Linked DNA regions of Mus musculus: region 2 is linked to region 1. The links are chromatin loops, found by intact Hi-C in ENCODE. Cell type or tissue: heart. All regions are shown on one strand.

Evidence for each region. A loop is a pair of places that touch in the nucleus more often than their neighbours do. Peaks named below come from ENCODE experiments on the same cell type or tissue, not always from the same donor. Only the 100,000 strongest peaks of a DNase experiment are listed, where the experiment ranks them.
Region 2: it touches region 1 in a loop (10-fold over the local background); 9 of 42 quality-filtered maps call a loop at or near these places.

What each region holds. Positions count from the first base shown.
Region 1 is chrX:8,543,941-8,551,940 of GRCm38, forward strand. It overlaps Ssxb6 (synovial sarcoma, X member B6), which reads right to left and starts at 4,315. Exons shown (of 6, transcript NM_001205108.1): 1 at 4,242-4,315; 2 at 3,673-3,787; 3 at 3,284-3,373; 4 at 2,759-2,808; 5 at 2,077-2,152. The coding sequence starts at 4,310. In heart, no CTCF peak of the experiment used is centred here; no DNase peak of the experiment used is centred here.
Region 2 is chrX:8,677,558-8,685,557 of GRCm38, forward strand. It overlaps Ssxb8 (synovial sarcoma, X member B8), which reads right to left. Exons shown (of 6, transcript NM_001081565.3): 6 at 7,774-7,886. The coding sequence ends at 7,774. Among named protein-coding and RNA genes, the nearest start is that of Ssxb8, 9.3 kb to the right of the region's middle. In heart, no CTCF peak of the experiment used is centred here; no DNase peak of the experiment used is centred here.

The DNA.
Region 1 (8,000 bases):
TATTAGGCGAAGAAAAGCGCTGGAAGAAGCCACAGGCTCTGGGAGAGGCAGGGATATGAAATACATGGCTGCACACAGAAGCTGGTGGTATACTGTGTGCACAGTATGTAAAGCGTGAACAGAATGAAGGAGATAGCACTGCATGCACCTTGGTGCCACATGCAGATGAACGCACCATGGTGGCATGAGGTAATGAACACACAATGGTAGTGAGTGCAAATGAATGCACCATGGTGGCTTGTGCAGGTGAACGCACCATGCTGGCATGTCCAGGTGAATGCACTGTGGTGGTTTGTGCATGTAAATGCCCCGTGGTGGTGTGTGCATGTGAATGCAGCAGTGGACAGGATAGAAAGAAAGGAGACAGTGATGTAGGTATTAAAGAACCTCGTGCCAGAGGTAGTATCTCATGTGATGCTGGTGAGAGCACTTCAGGTGGAACTGGGCAAGCTGGTGCCTACACCCTTTCAGTTGATATGCCAAGATGTGCCATTAGTCACTAATCCTCAGCTACCTTTCATTCACCTTCCTGAGTCATGCATGAGGGAGTATATGTACAACTAAAAGAAGTCAGAAACTGAATGTAAAGCCTTTTATTGTATGTTTACATTTGTATTTCTGTGTATGGCTCTGTGTATGTGGAACATGTATGTGGGTATGCCTGTGGAGGAAACACTGTGTCAGATACTCTGGAACTAGAGTTTCAGATAATAGTAAGCACCTACATATGCACTATCAGGATTCCTCCCTTCACACAGTCAGTCCTTTCTTGGGGCCTCACTGGTCACTAACCTCTGCTCCCAGAATTCTCTCTACACTACACTGGACCCTGCAGCTGTCGAAATCCCCATTCCATATCAGGTGCCTCCTGGGGGTCCTCTGTCTTGGGGCTGTGGGGCAGACAGTTCTCAGGTATAGATATGTCCTGAACTCGATCATAGTGGAAGGGGTGTACCATGAAAGCCCTGTCAGTTGTAGCCATAACAGAGCATGGGCCCTTCACAGAGCATAGGCCAGCTGGAGATCCCTATGTGGAAAGTGAGTGTCAGGATGAAAGAATGTGCAAGCTCTGCGAGAGAATACTGACAGGAGCTTCACCTGGGCTTCAAAAACTAAGGAAGACTGTACTACACTTCAGTGGGTTGGGCTTTAGGTTAGCTAGCAAGCTAGTGGAACTGCTCTTTGGGTCAATAATCTAGTGCAGTTGAGGCAATCCTCATTATCAGTACTCTAAGTAACAAAATGCTCTAATTGGAGAAACTCAGGTCCTGTACTGTAAGTATGACCAAGAACCTGTAGTTATACAGGACCCCTTTGAAACCCGGTCCTATGATTTTGCTAAATGCGTGTATTATAAACTGTTTTATAAACTCATATGTCTCTACCCATAGTTGAAAGGAGCTCTGAGACAGCATCAGAGAAGTTGTTTTGTACAGTTATTGGTGGCTACTGCAGAAACTCCCATCTGGTTAGACTGCACAAAGTAAGTGTCTATGGATTGCCCACAAAACATCAAACATGTCACACACACTCTCCCCCCAAGCTCAAGTTCAATAACAGAAGAGGGGGATCGAGAGATTTGAAGAGGCAGAAGACATTCGCACCAGAGCAATGTAGTGTTTGAGGGACATGACATGGTTATTAGACTCATGAACACACACAGTAAATGTCTTTGCCCCTATGAGACCTGCACAAGATCAAGCCTGCCAATACTCTGGCATGGACTGATTGGGAACTCATGTGCTCTTAACAGAAGGTGGCTTTTGTGGGAGGAAATGTCCATTTTAAAATTTTGCCCCCTGGTATGTCAACCATACTCTAGTGGATGGTTCTACATTCCACAGTATGTAGATAGCACAAATTGGCCTTGGGTTTTTTTTATAAAAAAATAACAATAAAAAGGTATGGATGTTGGGTGAAAAACAGCTAGGAAAAACTTTTATATTCATTGGATGAAAGGGGGGTATGTGTGAATATGATTAAAATAAATTATATAAAATCCTCAAAGAGTTAAATTTCTACCATGTTGACAAACAATAACTTATGTTAAGGAATAGGAAGTAGATTGGACCCAACCTGCCAAGTTTGAATCATTCTCTCCAGAGTCATGGCTTCCTTCTACATTATGAATACTTATTGTCACTGATGTCAGCTATAAAGAAATCAGAGAAAAGGCATTTTTGCAAATAGTAATCTGCAGGGAGTGTTTCTGCTACTTGATATAGGGTGATCTAATTTGCTGGATAATATTTAGAACAGTGCTTGGCAAATAAATAAAATCATCACACACCAAAATTAACCAGACCCAAAGATTCAATGACTATAACTATATGGACTAACGATATATAACTCTATGAAAGATAGAGTTAGAATTGGCATTTGAAACAGCATGTGAAGCTGCATATTAAAAATTACACTTTAAGTATCAAACATACATGTATACTCTTATCCACCACCAAGAAGAAAATTGTGTCCTCAACAATGTGGAACGGAATAATGGGAAAAAAATGTTGGCTAGTGAGATGGCTCAGTGGTAAAGAGCACTGGCTGCTCTTCTGAAGGTCCTGAGTTCAAATCCCAGCAATCACATGGTGGCTCACAACCATCTGTAATGAGATCTGATGCCCTCTTCTGGGGTGTCTGAAGAAAGCTACAGTGTACTTACATATAATAATAAATAAGTCTTTAAAAAAAACCAATGTGGACATGAAATGAGGGACAAACAGTGTGTACTCCTAAAGAGAGAGTTGATACTTACCTTCATTCGTTTTATCGGTGTCACACCAAAAGATCCTTCAAAGCATTCATCTACAGATAGTGACAAATCAGAAGGTTTTGTTTGTTAGTAAATATTCCAAAGGCTCAGAATCTTGCTGATTTAGGGAAGGCTAGAGTGGAGAGTGGGCCCATTCATGGAGGAGGAGCTAGTGGAGCCTGGCTCTCTTTCATCTGACCAATGACAGGTGCCCTTTTAGAAGTCTCCTTCTGATTGGATAGGAAGTGTCAGCTAAGCCACATCACTGCATCATCCCCTCACAAGCTGGTAGAACACAGGGCATTCTGACTCTCTTTGAAGGTGTTACACATTGGCCATTTACTTATTATCCAGTATAATCTACACAATAATGTTTTAGAATTGTGCATGACAGGATCTTCTACATAATCCTCAGAGTGAGCTCTGTTCCACACAACCCTGATCTGAACAAGAAAAGAGCTGCCTAACAACTTAGCATGCATCTTGACTGAGAAGGTGAACTTTCACAGCTCCTCCCTCATCACTCACCATCACTGTCATGAATTTCAATGCCTTCGACCAGGGATTGCTTGGCCTGCTCCTTGCCACGCATGAAAACTGGTTGGTTCACAGTGACACCTAAGAGGAAGCAGAGTGCTTGTTCTTTAACAGGCAGCACAACGAGGGGAAATGGTGCCTTGAACTGGGTGACAGCCCACATCTTAAGGCCTATAAGAGGCCGGCACTCTATTGCCTATGATCTATGCTGTCAGCTCTGCAAAGTGTGGAAAAGAGCAGCTGCAGGCTCGACAAGCACCTTGACATTTCTCAGGAAAGAAAGGTATTGAGGGAGAGGGCCCTCCTACAGGTTGAGAAGATGAGGCATAGCAAACAAACTGGGAACCACCAGACTGGTCTGAACCCAGATTTCATCTTACCTAGGTCAGTCATTCTGATGTAGTTTCTTTTCATGTACACATAGGCACTTTTCTGCCATTGAGTCAGCTTTACCCACTCTTCATCAGAGAAGTATGTAGAAATATCCTGGAATGCCTAGAAAAGAAGGGAATGAAAACTCTGGAAACTGCTCTGCTGGATGTGTGTACCATTCATCCCAGAATGCCCTCTGTGGTGGAGGACCTTTGTGGTCCACCAGAGAATCAACACAATTGATCCTGGGAAACATGAGGGTTGAGCAAGTGACAGCCTTTTCCCCATCCACTAGAAATGCTCAATGCTGCTCATGTGTTCTCCTCCCCCACTTACAAGGGACTGAGTGTCACCAAATAAATGTAGTACTATATCACTAATCTGAAGTGTTCAGGGAGGCTGTAGAAGGACTCATGGAGCATTTATACATGGAAAGAAAACCTGAGACTTACAGAGGTCCAGTGGAGACTGTAGTCCTTGTCCCAAGTGCCTCTGATTTCCACCTTCTGGTAAGTCATTCTACAGTGGCCCTTGGTCACTCAGCTGCTTCTGTCCACCCCATTATTGGCCCCCTCACCTTGCAGATATTCTTTGGTTCATAAAGCACTTCCATGGGGATCTTTTCACAGGAACTCACTGTTTCCATGTCAGTGTGATTTTGAAAAGACACAATCTTGTCTTCTTCAAGCACAAAACCAAATGTCCTGTGAAGGAAGGGGTTGCAGATAGACAGTAAGAGTCGGTAGCCAACATTTCTTGTAGTCCTCTTCACCCCGAGATCATCAATCCTTGATTAGATGAGGGGAGGACTTGGAAGAGAGAAGGAAGGGGGAGTACAATTGGGGGATGCTTAGAGTAAGTAAATGAGTAAATAAGTATATGTAAAGTAATAAACACTATAAACTTTTTAAGAAAAGACCGTTCTGGGCGCTGCTGAAACTTAAATACACGTGTCTATTTCATTACCTACTCTTAAGTTTTTCCCCTGGAGACAGAATATAGCTAGGTTGCTAAGGTTAACAGAGAAACCATGAACCCATACACTTCTCCTGTACCTGCCTTTTAAGGAATTTAGATCACCATTTTGTAGTACAGTGCACTGCATCATGTGTAGATTTTGATGTGGTGTGTCCAATATATACTTGGTGAGAGGACTGCCACAGATTTAATAGTCCCCTCCCCAACTGATGGTTTCCAGGGACCTAGGAAATGGCTATATGGCTATGCTGTGCTGAAAGGGGGTGTACATGTTAAGTAGAGTATGACCTGCTGGGCTATTTCTAGGGTAGTTTAGATAAAAGACCTAGAATCTCCACATCTACAGGACCAACTGTCACACAAGTTCAAAGACCTTGGCACATCTCAAGATACACTAACCAGGATCCTCAAGCTAAATCCTTCAGAAACCTTTTAGTGAGTAGACATTGAGGTGTCTCTGGGACCTTGAAGACTGTGTCTTCATCCAAGAGGAAGTTTTAAAGTAGCCCCTCAGACAGAGATCATTTGGTGTCACTGAGGATGGAGGAAATCTCAAGGCAAATAGGAAGTTTCAAAGTTTGTGAAGCTAAGAGGTATACTACTTCCCTCACAAAGAGTGACATACAGTCTGTCAGACATAAAAGGGTTATAATTTCTAGGTTTCTTAAGTAATTGCCCAGTGTGATGGTTTAGCTCAAAGAACAGTTCTAAGGGCTGAGGAATGCTGGAGACACAAGAAAGGCACAGGTTGGTCTATACAGGCTAACTTTTCTATGTTTTAAGGTTTAGTTTACTCGGACATCCCCAAGGAAGAACCTACCTCAGACAGGAAGGGAAAAAGGTGTGTTTATCCAAGAAGAAACCCAAATATGAACCTTGATTCAGCTGTTGCTAGAGGCTCAGCAACCAGGGCAGCCAAACCCTTTGAATTCCTCAGGGAACTGAGGGGGGAAGTGAGGTAAGAACAGAATGTTGGAGCCCAGTGTTCCAGGCAGGAAGTACATCACCAAAGAGATGTTCTAAATATCCCCACTAAAGTATGATGATCCCCACCCCCTGGCATTGCTTTCTCCTGGATATGTTTGACTGTTGAAACGTTCATTTTCTGTATACCTGGGCTTTCACTTATATCTAGACAACACTCTACTGGGCAGTTGTTTCTCTAAAAAAAATGGCTAACCACTTCAAATATTTCTCCTCTGTCTAGCTTAGTCATTCTAATATGGGAACTCTTTACAGTAAACCCATAACATTTCAATTATTTATTAAATGCAAGCATTAGTGTTAAAACTATTCCTATATGTGCTCTTTCTCCAAAGACCCAAGAGCTTGTTTTCCACCAATATTCTTATGAATAATAGCAAAACAATCTGCATGTGATTAGAGTTGATTTTGCTATTGAAAGGGTTGCAAGTGCTTCTGTTAAGAAGGCTTTTTTACTCAAATAGTATGTGCCTCCACTGGCCCCTTAATGCTTTCTGACTGTACATTCTGAGGACTGCTCTATCAATAATAACCTGCTCAGAATGACTGAGACATTTCTTTTTTTTTTTGCATTTTTATTAGGTATTTAGCTCATTTACATTTCCAATGCTATACCAAAAGCCCCCCATACCCACTCACCCCCACTCCCCTACCTGCCCACTCCCCCTTTTTGGCCCTGGCGTTCCCCTGTACTGGGGCATATAAAGTTTGCGTGTCCAATGGGCCTCTCTTTCCAGTGATGGCTGATTAGGCCATCTTTTGATACATATGCAGCTAGAGTCAAGAGCTCCGGGGTACTGGTTAGTTCATAATGTTGTTCCACCTATAGGGTTGCAGATCCCTTTAGCTCCTTGGCTACTTTCTCTAGCTCCTCCATTGGGAGCCCTGTGATCCATCCATTAGCTGACTGTGAGCATCCACTTCTGTGTTTGCTAGGCCCCGGCATAGTCTCACAAGAGACAGCTACATCTGGGTCCTTTCGATAAAATCTTGCTAGTGTATGCAATGGTGTCAGCGTTTGGATGCTGATTATGGGGTGGATCCCTGGATATGGCAGTCTCTACATGGTCCATCCTTTCATCTCAGCTTAAAGCTTTGTCTCTGTAACTCCTTCCAAGGGTGTTTTGTTCCCACTTCTAAGGAGGGGCATAGTGTCCACACTTCAGTCTTCATTTTTCTTGAGTTTCATGTGTTTAGGAAATTGTATCTTATATCTTGGGTATCCTAGGTTTTGGGCTAATATCCACTTATCAGTGAGTACATATTGTGTGAGTTCCTTTGTGAATGTGTTACCTCACTCAGGATGATGCCCTCCAGGTCCATCCATTTGGCTAGGAATTTCATAAATTCATTCTTTTTAATAGCTGAGTAGTACTCCATTGTATAGATGTACCACATTTTCTGTATCCATTCCTCTGTTGAGGGGCATCTGGGTTCTTTCCAGCTTCTGGCTATTATAAATAAGGCTGCTATGAACATAGTGGAGCATGTGTCCTTCTTACCAGTTGGGGAATCTTCTGGATATATGCCCAGGAGAGGTATTGCTGGATCCTCCGGTAGTACTATGTCCAATTTTCTGAGGAACCGCCAGACTGATTTCCAGAGTGGTTGTACAAGCCTGCACTCCCACCCACAATGGAGGAGTGTTCCTCTTTCTTCACATCCACGCCAGCATCTGCTGTCACCTGAATTTTTGATCTTAGCCATTCTGACTGGTGTGAGGTGGAATCTTAGGGTTGTTTTGATTTGCATTTCCCTGATGATTAAGGATGTTGAACATTTTTTCAGGTGTTTCTCTGCCATTCGGTATTCCTCAGGTGAGAATTCTTTGTTCAGTTCTGAGCCCCATTTTTTAATGGGGTTATTTGATTTTCTGAAGTACACCTTCTTGAGTTCTTTATATATGTTGGATATTAGTCCCCTATCTGATTTAGGATATGTAAAGATCCTTTCCCAATCTGTTGGTGGTCTTTTTGTCTTATTGACGGTGTCTTTTGCCTTGCAGAAACTTTGGGGTTTCTTTCTTTTTTTTTCCATTTTTTATTAGGTATTTAGCTCATTTACATTTCCAATGCTATACCAAAAGTCCCCCTTATCCACCCACCCCCACTCCCCTGCCCACCCACTCCCCCTTTTTGGCCCTGGTGTTCCCCTGTACTGGGGCATATAAAGTTTGCAAGTCCAATGGGCCTCTCTTTCCAGTGATGGTCGACTAGGCCATCTTTTGATATATATGCAGCTAGAGTCAAGAGCTCCGGGGTACTGGTTAGTTCATAATGTTGTTCCACCTATAGGGTTGCAGATACCTTTAGCTCCTTGGCTACTTTCTCTAGCTCCTCCTTTGGGAGCCCTATGATCCATCCATTAGCTGACT
Region 2 (8,000 bases), 130 kb after region 1:
GAGCTTAGCAGATAGACTATAACCCTGGTAGGCGTTTGGAGCTGCTAGTGTTGGGGAAAGTGGGAGATGGGGCTGTTTTAGCTCACTGTTGGGGAACTGTGGGAGGAGCAGTGAAGACACACTTTGGAAGGGACTGGCCTGGAAACTGAGAGGAGGGCTGATGTTTGCAAGAAAGGGGGAGAGAAGAACCTGCAAAGTAGCAAGAGAGCAAAGCTACAAACAAGGATGGGGAATAATTGTTTCTTCTGCAAAAGCTCCAGTCTACTTCTCTTCTTACTTCACATCTTTGAGGCTCATGGCACTACATGGGTTCTCTACCCAATGACCTTAAGGAAGGTTGCCTTGTAGTTTGGCTAGAATCATGCAACTGCTCCCATGTGACCAAGTTGCCTTCCTTAGCTTGCTCTGGGCTGTTTGCTTAGCCACCATGCTGGTTTGAATGGGAATGGTCCCTGTAGGCTCATAGATTTGCATATTCAGTGACTACTTGAGAGGGATTGAGTGGTATGACCTTGTTAGAGTTGATGTGTCACTGGGGGCTTAGGGCTTCAAAAGTTCAAGGCAGTTCAGTGTTCAGCAGTCTCTGTCTTTCTCCTCTCTCTCTCCTCTCCCTCTCCTTGTACCACTCTGCCTATGGATCAAGATGTAGAATTCCCAGATCCTTCTCTAGCTGCTATATCTGCCTGTGTCCTACCATGTTTCCTGCCATTATGACAATGAAATAAACTTCTAAAATTGTAACCTAGCCCCAATTCAGTGTTTGCCTATACAAGAGTTGCCTTAGTCATGGTGTCTCTTCACAGTGACAGAAACTAACACAGCCACCAAAAGACACTTTTGTTTTTGAACTTTGTACACATAAATGCATCTGACCCAAAAAGAATTTTGTTTCATCTCAGACATATATTCAATTTTAAGAAGAAATGACATTATGCCTTTGTGTAGTGGGTTGGTCTGGTGCTGTTTGTATGCAAATGCTAAATTCTGTACCCCAAGATCTGGCTTCTCCAAAACAAGAAGATCCTTATGTACACCAGCTTTTGTTTTATAAACATTGCCACACCAAGTTATCCATGTTTGCTTAATAAAGATGCCTAAGGCCTGAGCTGGACAGGTGAGAGGAGAAGGAGCAGAGTTCCTTAACTTGAAGTCTCAGTCGAAGACCGTGATGAAAGAAGAAAGAAGAACACGTGGGAGGGGTTGTGAGCCACCATAGAGAAGGTAGATCCTGAGTGTATAGACATGAGGTTGACCAGTAGGAATAGGAGAGGCCCATGTGGAACACGGCAAGTGTCTTAGTTAAGATTTTCCTAATGTGAACAGACACCATGACCAAGTTAACTCTTATAAAGGGCACCACTTAATTGGGGCTGGCTTACAGGTTCAGAGGTTCAGTCCATTATCATCAAGGTGGGAACAGGGCAGCATCCATGCAGGCATAGTGCAGAAACAGCTGAGGATTCTACATCTTCAACTGGAGGCTGCGAATGGAAGACTCACCTCCAGGCAGCTAGAATGAGGGTCTTCTCTTTCTTGTCACCTGCTGCTCTTCCTAAACTTGGCTGTTCTATAGATTGACCTTGAGTTTAGAGACCTGAATTCCTTTGTCTATGGATTAAAGGTGTATACCACCAAGCCTGGATCTAAGAGTAGCTGGGTAGCATCTTGCCCCAAAGTCACACTCTCTTAATGTGGTATCTTCTAGAACACAGGATTCAGCTCCATTCTACTTCCTGGTGCCCCTTTAATTGGACTCTTGAAACATATGTTTTGTTTCTTTCCTTTCTCAACTAGCTCCTTTTCACTAAAATGCTCTTCACAAGAGAGAACTTTAGTAATCACACAACAGAATTTACATCAGGCTGTTTTGAGACTTCCTGTTTCAAAGCAATTAAGCTAAATTTCTCCACCTTAGTGACAGGACAGACTCTTTGGACAATGGCAAGAAGCAGCCACATTCTTCGCCAAAATACCACAGAAACAGTGTCTGAGCCACATACTGAATTTTTTTCTCCACTGAAACCTCTTGGGCCCAGTCCTCACAGTTCAAACCACTCACAGCAGCAGAGTCTTCCATATTCCTTCTAGGATAGCCCATGAAGCCCCACTTAAGGCATTCCATTGCTCTCCAAATCCAAAGTCCCAGAATCTACATTCTTCCAAACAAACACATGTTCAGGCTTATCACAGCAATACCCAACTCCCGGTACCAACCAAAGTCTTAGTTAGTGTTTTACTACTGTGAACAGACACCATGACCAAGGTACCTCTAAAAAGGACAACACTTAATTGGGGATGGCTTACAGGTTCAGAGGTCAGTCTATTGTCATCAAAGAGGGAGCAAGTAAGCATCTAGGCAGGCATGTTGCAAGAGGTGCTGACAGTTCAACATTTTCATCCATAGGCTGCTAGCAGAAGACTGGCTTCCAGGCAGTCTTAAAATCCATGCCCACAGTGACACATCTACTCCAATAGGATCACACCTACTCCAACAGAGTCACACCAACTCCAACAGAGCCACCCACACCTTCTAATAGTGCCACTCCCTGTGCCAAAAATATACAAAACATCACACCCAGGTAGTCACTTATCTTCAAGATATTTTGGTCAACACATGGTTTACATTTGTTTCCTTTAAGGACATTGCTAAGGGATTGAACTAGAATCATGGGTACCTTAGAAGTGTCTCTAAGCTGAGACAAAATGATGTACCATCTAGAGACTGCCATACCCGGGGATCCATTCCATAATCAGCCTCCAAACACTGATACCATGGCATACACTAGCAAGATTGTAATGCCTTGGGCTTGATCTTCAGTACGTGACATGAGTTATTGTTCTGATGGCCATTCAGTGAGTGTTAGTGAGACAGATGACATGGTAAGGATACTTATAGAGAGTGACAAGAACAGCCAGCTTCCAACTTCCATGTAAAATACACAAAAGTGGTGCCTTTTCCTGATTGTCATCATCAATAATGAATGTTTACTGCTACCATCATCTCTTCTTGACATTTGGCCCTTCTTGCCACAATTAGGATGCTGTCTATTTGCCGATAACTAATGGACACTGCTAAACCTGCTAAGCCTCAGGGACCATGCTAAAATGGACAAATAGCTTCTCACTAAAAGACTTATCCAGGCCACACCAGCTATAACCCAGAGCTTCAGAAATTCTGTCTTAGAAGTAGGTACATCCACCTATATACTCCAGTAATACGTGGATTTATACAAGCTGAACTATTTAGGATGATGTAGCAGAGCAGGGAACTTATAAATTTCACCTGTTAACATCCCCTGTAATACCTCTAATGATTCATTTGTTGCTTGAAATATTTGCATTCTATTCATTATGTTCAGTCTCTCTCATTCCAAGAGACACTAAACTTTGTGTCATTGTCAGACTACCGGCTGCTTCCTAAAGCTATTTTGCTCATTGAGCTGGGTGAAAGTAGTGACTTAGAACCAGATTCTCCACGCTAAGAGACTCTCAAGGAGTTTCTGTGGAACGGGGCTGGTCCAGACACTCTAAGAGTGAGAAGTGAAGAGCATCTGGGTGAAGCATCTGAAGATAGGAGGAAGCAAAATTCAGGTACAAACACAGCTTGAATTCTGGATAACTTGCATACAGAACTTCTAAATGTCTCAGCTGGCACTTGGACCATATCAGTTGTATTCAATGTGTATTTCGTATTTTAACAAATAGTTATTATTTTGGGAGTCCTAGTATGTTCATAACAAATCATATACATTTTAATTCTTATAGGAACATATGAAGAACACGTAAATATGCATAAATGAATTGAGCTATGGGTGGTAGCCTTCCATTTAGCATGACTGTAAATCAAAATGGTTTAGAGGGTGTATTTTCAGAACCCTGCACCACAAGGTCCATCCCACATTCCTCTGAACATGCTACTGCAGCTGGAAAGCATTAGACCGCCAATATTAGCATTTGCCTTGGGCTTGATCTTCAGTACGTGGCATGTTTTATTGTTCTGATGGCCATTCAGTGAGTGATAGTGAGACAGATGACATGGTACGGACACTTCTAGAGAGTGACAAGAACAGCCAGCTTCCAACTTCCATTCATGACTCCCAGTTTTCCTTAAATATAAAATTTTCTTCCTCCAACGGAGGACCACTGATTCTGCTTCAAAAGTAGACTATTTTCTCTTCACATTTCATCCTCAAGAATTTATTTCTTTGATGTTTTAAGGCAGCATATAAAGTAATGGGTTTCATGATGACATATTCCCAAACCTTGTCCCAACCCATATTCCCATCTTACTAGTCCCCATCTTTCTCCCTGATTGTCCCTGTAACTACTTTCCTGGCCCGTGTACACAACGTTACTCTTTGTACCTCTTTAAGGACTCCACCTCTCCTTTATGATACCCTTTCCAATTTAATGCCCCCCAAATGCAAAATTACACAAGACACAAATTTAAACATGGTTACTCATTTAAGTTAACCCTGAACCATCTCTTTCTGCATTTGGTTTGTTTTGTTGAACACATCCATTTATCAGCACCTCTGAAACCTCTCTGCATCCTCACATAGTGGTGAAGCAGAGGCCTCCTGTCTCTTCCCTCTCTATAGTTCTGTTCATCAGAGCCATATGCATAGGAACACACATTACCTCCATCATCCCTAGGAGAGTTACATGGGGCATTATGGCTCCTACATACGAGTTCTATGTGAAATGGGCACATGACATAGCTCACCTCATAACATCGACCGTGGAACACTAATAATAGTTCTAGACCTGACTGAAACCTTTATCATACCAACACAGGTTATGTGTCCCTTGCCTGCAGTGGTCCAGAACCCTAGGTCTCATTTGTACTATCTATGTCCTTCAGATATAAGCCTTAATTCTTCTATTCCATAAGCTCTTCTACCTTTGCTGCCATTTGGCTCTGACTTTGGACTTGGCTCTAGTTCTACACTTGTGAGACCTCCCTTAGGCTCTGTTAAGTATCTACTTTATCATCTATTTCTGTTCATATAAAATCCTAAATTTCTGCCGGTGTATCTTATTTTTCTACAGTGGTACCTTGTCCCCTAGGCCTGTTGTATATGTTAGTCAGTCTTTACTAGTAAACCATATCCCAGGCTAAAGAGAAGTATTTATTCAACAATTATTATTTATCTCAATGTATAAGAGGACTCTGTCGTTGTCTTCATACAAACCAGGAGAGGGCATCAGATCCCATTACAGATGGTTGTGAGCCAACATGTGGTGGCTGGGATTTGAACTCAGGACCTCTGGAAGAGCAGTCAGCACTTTAACCACTAAGCCATCTCTCCAGCCCCCGAGGAGTATTCTTTATTGTGAGTTTGGTGAGTACTGCTCACAACACTTTCCTTGTGATGACCTTACTGTCTTCCTCAGCTTGTTTCTCCCTAAATTCTGTTCTAGGGACCTAGGTCAATGTTAATCTCACTTGGAATGTATTCAATCACACTATGTGCAGTAGTCTACTCTTGTAAGCCAGGTACTCCAGAGGATGGGTGGGGCACAAATACCACAATTGGGCTATAAAGTGAGTTCCAGTATAGCCTGGGATGCATAATGGAACATATATCAGTGAACAAAAATAAAGTGAAAGATATTGATTATAGCCCAGGAGAAGCTCTGATCCTGATGACTTGGAATTTGACAGAGGACAACTGATATTTGATGCCAGCCTGGGTGATTTAGTGAAACCTCATCCGGAAATGACACAAACAACTGAGTATGTGTGTTAATTCTGATAGTCTGAGTGTTTCAGAGAAGTCTAGGACATAGTAGTAAAAGTTCCACATTTTCCGACGTGTGATGACATTTCTGAAATTAATTATGTTGTGGTATCTCTCATCTAATCACTAAGAAATGTGTTGGCGATGGCACATGATCTTGGTATCATGTGGGAGACAAGGATGCTTGAGGAATTAGCTCATTAGAACCATGTACTTGAGTCTGTTTCCTACCTTGGGCCTTTCCTATATTCCTTTTTGGACACCCTAATCCAAGATGAAGGGAAGAACAGCCTCCCTTCATAGGCTGCATGTATGGAAAAAGCATCTATCAACTGAGCCCACTGAAAGTGTAACCCCAGAGAAATCGTTCTGCCTTGACTTTCTTTCAGGATTCTGTCAACAATGAAGCAATAAAAACTAGTCCAGTGCAGCTCAGTGGTGAGCCTTTGCCTCACATGCAGGACGGCCTGGTTTCAATCTCTAGAATCAGATAATACACTTACTCCCAAAAAGTTAAAATTAGAGGGTAAAAAAAATAACTTTTGATCTCCATAGATATGAGCATCTGTCTACATTGAGCCTCAGGCTTTTTGGTAGATGAAGGTCCTATGTATGTTCAAGCAAAGCCAGATTCTACCACATCACAGAATTTGGATTTGTCACCTTTGTGCAAACAGGGAAGGAAGTGTATCCTAACCAAACAATGAAACGAGATAGTTGTAAGTAGACACATTTCTAGTGTAGCATGGCAGGTAACAGGTGTCCCTAGTGATGACTTGTATGTGTGTGTGTGAGAGACAGACAACATGTTACCATAGACAAATAGAAGGCTGCTTGGCAGTCTCAGGGAAGGAGAGGGCAGTGTGCTTCAGTGCAATGATAGCTGACACACGATTCCTATATCACTACAGGGCACAAAACCAGCAATATGCATTAGGTATATGCCTTGCTAAATGGAATGTTGATAGGCTTATTATATTTCCAATTGTTTTTTGAGTTATTTTGTGCTTGTATGCATGGATATGCGTGTATGTGTGTGCACGCACAGATGTGTTCAGTTGTGAATAGCAAAGGACACTGTGAGGGAGCCAGTTCTCTGTGTCTACCATGTAGTTCTTTATGATTGAACTCAAGTCTGACAGCAGGACCCTTTATCACTGAGCCATTTAGCCTGCTTGAAACATTGGTATTCTGCCAGAGTGTCTGTCACACATCAAGTCAATACTAACAGAGTACTTAGCATGTACTACCCACAGTGCTGACCAGATGCTTGCCATACAGAAAGATCTTTGTTTAAAGAGTGCCTGGCACAGAAAGACCAGTTCTAGTGGGGCTCAATACTGTGACAATAATAATAGGAAATATTTGGCACGACGGAAAAAGACTCCTAACAGTGTTTGGCACATCCTACAAAATTGCTAAGAGAACAAACACGTGACACATGCTTAACTCAGAATTCCAGGAGACTTTTATAAATAAATAAATATAGGTATAAGTGTATATCATCAATAAATATATAAATAAATGTATGTATCTATACTGCTGATATTTAGTCTTTCAAAGCTGTAGCTGTGATGTTGAGTCGCCACTCCATCCTTCCACCTTGGGCTTATTTCGACTGTCTGTGGTTGAGACAAGAAAGAGAAGGGAGAGACATGCTACTGAGTTGCCACCACCTACTCAGCGCTCTGTTTCCACCTGTCCTCCACAGCCTGCATGCTCTCCTTCTGCCCATCTTCAAAGCTCTGTCCCACAAGCACACCCTCTTCTAGAGCATGGGCCTGCCTCACCAGAGGAAGTAATGGCCTACAATTTGAGTGATAACCTGGGATTTAAAAGCCCATAGCATCCTGGCTAGGGAAGGTCTCCAAACTACCCAGCACTACAGTAACAGAAGCATGACATACTGCTTCCGGTTCAGACTTGCACCCCAAAGGACTAGAAGTGGATGATTGGGTAGGGTCTAATACCGTATGGGAAACCTGTGTGTTCTGGGTTTGTGAGATGCGTCAGAGGACAACTTACTGGTTCAGTAATCATCGTCTTCTTCCTCTTCAGGATCACTAATCTCTTCATATATCACTCGATACTTCCTCTCTCGCAGCCGGTGGCTCCAAACATTGACCTGAATGCCACTAGTTTCTAAAATGTGGAGAGGTTAGTACATGAGTGCAAGGCTTTTCTCATCAGAAAAGAAGAGGGCTTGGCCCTCCCATGAGCCTCTGGGCCTTTACTGCTGGCTCACGAGACTGAGAT